Linked DNA regions of Homo sapiens: region 2 is linked to region 1. A link is an interaction called in ENCODE POLR2A ChIA-PET data of the cell type or tissue named here. Cell type or tissue: GM12878. All regions are shown on one strand. Region 1 overlaps CAP1 (cyclase associated actin cytoskeleton regulatory protein 1). Region 2 has its middle 15 kb from the start of ZFP69B-DT.

The links. ChIA-PET counts read pairs that join two places held together with the same protein. Peaks named below come from ENCODE experiments on the same cell type or tissue, not always from the same donor. Only the 100,000 strongest peaks of a DNase experiment are listed, where the experiment ranks them.
Region 2: POLR2A ChIA-PET joins it to region 1 with 6 read pairs; 3 of 35 experiments call an interaction of 5 or more read pairs at or near these places.

Annotation. Positions count from the first base shown.
Region 1 is chr1:40,063,770-40,066,269 of GRCh38, forward strand. CAP1 (cyclase associated actin cytoskeleton regulatory protein 1) reads left to right here. Exons shown (of 13, transcript NM_006367.4): 5 at 458-601; 6 at 705-790; 7 at 2,446-2,500. Among named protein-coding and RNA genes, the nearest start is that of CAP1, 24 kb to the left of the region's middle. In GM12878, no CTCF peak of the experiment used is centred here; a DNase peak (open chromatin) is centred at 1,252; H3K4me3 peaks cover 735 bases; H3K27ac peaks cover 2,444 bases.
Region 2 is chr1:40,433,503-40,436,002 of GRCh38, forward strand. No RefSeq gene overlaps it. Among named protein-coding and RNA genes, the nearest start is that of ZFP69B-DT, 15 kb to the right of the region's middle. RefSeq lists a silencer at 1,455-1,749. In GM12878, no CTCF peak of the experiment used is centred here; no DNase peak of the experiment used is centred here.

The DNA.
Region 1 (2,500 bases):
TGGTGAGTGATAAAATGCCAAGATTGGTTATGCTGACAACAAATGCTGTAGGAGGCTGGTGTGGCTGGGTTGGAGGGCCCTCATGAAGCATGAGGAAAATTTGGATTCATGGGAAAAAAAGAGAACATCATGAGTAAGGCACAGGAATGATGTCCTGAGTGTATGTCCTCTGAGTGGAACAAAAAAGAGACAGGTGGCTGAAATGGAGGTTCTGTGGTATAGCTGAAGTATGGGTCCTGATCATGAAGAACCATCAGGTGCAGCCTGAGGAGTTGGAACTCTACGAGGAGAGTGAGATGATGAGCAGTATTTTAGCCTTAGGAATCAGGACAGGACTCATGCAGTTTATTTGGGTGCTCACTAGAGTCCATAGAGAATTCTTGCCTTCAGGATCAGAAGGCATAGACACCTTTGTGGAAAGATGTTAACCTGAATCTTTTCTTGTATCTTTTCCTAGAATAAGCTTTCCGATTTGTTGGCACCCATCTCAGAGCAGATCAAAGAAGTGATAACCTTTCGGGAGAAGAACCGAGGCAGCAAGTTGTTTAATCACCTGTCAGCTGTCAGCGAAAGTATCCAGGCCCTGGGCTGGGTGGCTATGGTGAGCAGCGCAGATTCCAGGGCTGGGGGTGGGTATAGATTTTAAGAGGGAAGGCAATATAGTTGGAGAGGTCCTGAGTCACTGACAGCTTGTCTCTCTCTAGGCTCCCAAGCCTGGCCCTTATGTGAAAGAAATGAATGATGCCGCCATGTTTTATACAAACCGAGTCCTCAAAGAGTACAAAGATGTGTAAGTTCAGCCTTTTCTCTCTTTTTTTCTTTTCTGAGACAGTGTCTTGCGTTGTCACCCAGGCTGAAGTACAGTGGCACAATCACAGCTCATTGCAGCCTCAACCTCCCAGCTCAAACAATCCTCCCACCTCAGTCCTCCAAGTAGCTGGGACTTCAGGCACGCTCCACCATGCCTGGCTAATTTTCTAATTTTTTCGTAGAGATGAGGTCTCACTGTTTCCCAGGCTGGTCTCTAATGATTCTCCTGCCTTGGTCTCCCCAAAGTGCTGGGATTACAGGTGTGAGCCACTGTGCCCAGCCAAGTTCAGCTTTTTCTCAAGGGGTAAAGGATAAACCCATTTGGTTACTTGCTGGAGTAGCACTTTGGAGTTACTGAGGGCTGCCCTTAGCCACTGTGCTGGTTTTATCTCAGGGCTGCTTTCTGGAGAGCTTTACAGATATTGTCTCACAGCTGCATTTGCAAGCAGGAAATACTTCTGCTTCCACTTCTGCTTTCTCTCCTTTTTTGGTAGAGGCCCTTTTAGTCTTCTGATCCTTACCCTTCTGGGTTTAGGAAGTTTTGCTGGCAGTAACATGGACTAATGCCCTTTATATAAGATTTTGTTCCTTTGTTGAGAATTTGTTACTGGCCCAATGGCAAAGGGTTCAATAGGACTTAATAGAAATTTTTCATGAAGTCAGTTAAAGTGAGAGTAAGGCTGCCTAGCCAATGCAGGTATTACGTAGGGCAGTCATTGCATGTCTAACCACATACGTCTACCAGTTCTGACTTCTCCATTGCTGGTTTTGAGCTGGAATGATTGCAGGCAAAATTTATTAAGTTGCATATCTACACAAGCCTTTCCTTTCTTCCATCCTTCATCAATCAACAAACATTTATTAACTACTCTTTTTAAGGAAAACTACACCTTCCTGTGAGTGAAATGTGTCCCAGAACAACAGGCACTTCCTTATCCTTCTAGCAACATGGAATTAAGCATGACAGTGTTTTGATATATCCCACCATTATCCCATCACTTTACAGTTGAGGAAACTAGGTCTTAGGCTAAATAACCTTCCCAGTTAATACATAAGAAGAGAGGGGACTTGAACCGTAGGCACAATGCTATTTCTATAATTTAAGGCTGATTGTTTCCCCCTAAGGGAAAGTTTTTAAGTTTGCTTTTGGTCAGGGTGGGCATATTTTGACATAAGGCATTGTCTCATAAGGCAGTTAAGTTTCTTAGTCTTTAGAGTTCCACAGTGATACTTAAGAGCTCTCCTCTCTACCATGGTTTTATGCACAGAATGTCTGCTTTTATCAGTTTTACATATTAGATTGTGTTTAAGGTCTACTTTGAAAAAAGTTTCAATAAGCAGCAAGTGGTCAAAAGAAAAAAAAAAGTTTTGGTACTTAAAACAGTTTGAGAAACATTGCTATGAGAGATAGAGATAGAATCCAGAGTCTCTATCTTAGTGGAGTTTGGTCTGATTAGGGTAATAGACTAGGTTGTATATACATAGAAGCTGGTGATGATAGAAAAGCTGCCATTGAGCGGAGCCTAAGAAACACCACGGGTAGGAGAATGTGAGCCCATAGGAAAGAAGGGTTCTGGAGTCACCACTGTTATGTACCCGGATCACCTGTGACAAGTTCTTCTTTAATCCTCCCAGGGATAAGAAGCATGTAGACTGGGTCAAAGCTTATTTAAGTATATGGACAGAGCTG
Region 2 (2,500 bases), 370 kb after region 1:
ATTCCAGCAGTAGCCTTTAACGATGACCCCCCATGCAATTTATGGTATTCAAAATGGATACCAAGATCTTTGCAGGTGGTTAATTGGAGATAGGGTCCTAGATAAATGGCAGATCACTGAAGCCCTACTTGATCTGTATAGCCAAAAATTTCTCCAGGTTTGGAGGCAGATATCAAGACAGAAATGCAGCTCTGGATTCTCTTGCTAGACTTAAGCTAGTTTACAGATTCAGAGCCTATTCAATAATGGAGAGGCCATGTATCCTGAGGAAGGAGCTTGTAAAAGTGCTGCCAGTACAGAATGTGTATCATTACCATTTTATGGATAAATGTGTATTACCATTTTGTCTGGATAACTGTACACTAGGGAAACTACACAAACACTTGGGCAACAAGTGGATACTAGCTGTTAGTTATTACTAATTCCCAGATACCCACAATGTCATTGTCCACTTCTCAGAGTTCATATGGGGACCAGGTAATGATGGAGTTTTGTTTTGTTTTATCCGTCTGTTTGTTTGTTTTGAGACGGAGTCTCGCACCATCGCCCAAGCTAGAGTGCAGTGGTGCATTCTTGGCTCACTGCAGTCTCTGCCTCCCAGGTTCAAGTGATTCTCCTGCCTCAACCTCCCCAGTAGCTAGGATTACAAGTGTGCGCCACCACGCCTGGCTAATTTTTGTAGTTTTAGTAGAGACCAGGTTTTGCCATGTTGGTCAGGTTGGTCTCGAACCCCTGACCTTAGGTGACCCACCTGCCTTGGCCTCCCAAAGTGCTGGGATTACAGGTATTAGCCTCTGCACCTGGCCATGATGGAGTTTTTACCTAAGTCAGCCGCACCATTGGTCCAGTGGAAACTTAAACCTCTCCTAACATAGTTCCCCAAGTTCCAGAGCATCAGTTGGAAAAGATGTTCTTAGCACGTGATAGAATCCCCACACTGGCTTGCTCACCTGTGAAGTAAAGCCTGTTAAGAAAGGAACGGATTCATTGAGTCTTCTATAGTTGATAGAAAGAAAAAAAAAAAAAAAAGAAAGCAATGGAGATGAGGAAGCTCCTGGAGCTCTTCCACATCAAAACAATAAATGGATCTGGTACTGTATCTCTAGGGGAATTGCAGGGATTAAAAGACTTCACAGATAGTGGTGATTGCTATCCCATGGCCTTTTAACTTGTCAGTCTAGCTGGTGCAGAAGATGGGTGGGTTTGGGAGAATAACAGTAAATTATCCTTAACTTCATGAAGAGAAGATACCCATTGCCATTGCTGTTACAGAAGTCATTTCCTATTGAATCAAATCAGGATAGTGTGGGACACCTGATATACAGCTATTAACATGACAGTTTGGGTGGGGAACAGTCTATCCTGATAAAAATATCAGAAGCAGTTTGCTTCCACTTGGTAGAAAAGCAGTGTGATTTCCATCCCATCTGGGGAATATGTCAGCTCTTGGATCTATGCCATAATTTAGTCTATGGAGGCTTTGGTTGTCTCACTGTGGTATATGGTATTTTCCATAGATGGCCACATCAATATATGTCCCATCCTTCATACTCATGATGTGACATTGGCATTCTTCCACTGAAACGTGGAGTCTATTTTCTCTCCCCTTGAGCATGAGTGGACCTTTGTAACTGCCTTGGTCAATAGAATGCAGCAACTATGACACTGCATGACTTCTGAGGCTAGGCTATAAAAGGGCAGTATGGCTTCTTCCTGCCTCTCTGGCCCAGGACTCTTGCCTTTTTTTTTTTTTTTCTGAGACAGAGTTCCACTCTTGTCGCCCAGGCTGAAGTGCAATGGCACAATCTCAGCTCACTGCAACCTCTGCTTCCCGGGTTCAAGCCATTCTCCTGCCTCAGCCTCCTAAGTAGCTGGAATTACAGGCGCCTGCCACCACACCCAGCTGATTTTTTTTTTTTTTTTTTTTTTTTTTAGCAGAGATGAGGTTTCACCAGGCTGGTCTCAAACTCCTGACCTCAGGTGATCCACTCACCTCGGCCTCCCAAAGTGCTGGAATTATAGTGTGAGCCATCGCGCCCAGCCTGACTCTTGCCTTTGAACCCAGCCACCAGATTCTAAGAGAGCCCAGACCACATGGAGAGGTCATGTGTGGGTGTTCTGGCCAACAGCTCTAGTAAGGCCAAGATGGTAATGAGTAAGCTTTCAGATTATTCCAGCTCTTTGCCTTCGAGTCTTCCAGCTAGGCTTCCAACATCACGGAGCAAAGACAAGCTGTCTGCACTGTACCCTGTCTAATTCCTGACTCATGGAAACTGGGAGAGATAATAAATGATTATTATTTTAAGCAGGAAGTAATGGGCAAACTATAACATATCATAATCTATAAGGAGTCCTGTCACATCAATGACTAATTTTAGGCATGTTAAGATAACCCCTTTAAAGTGAGGGACAAGTTGCTGAACTTTTTATCCCTTTCTATTAAAAAAGAAGTACAGTACGTGGTGAGTCTTTTTTGTGTGTGAAGTACATGTGTCATATT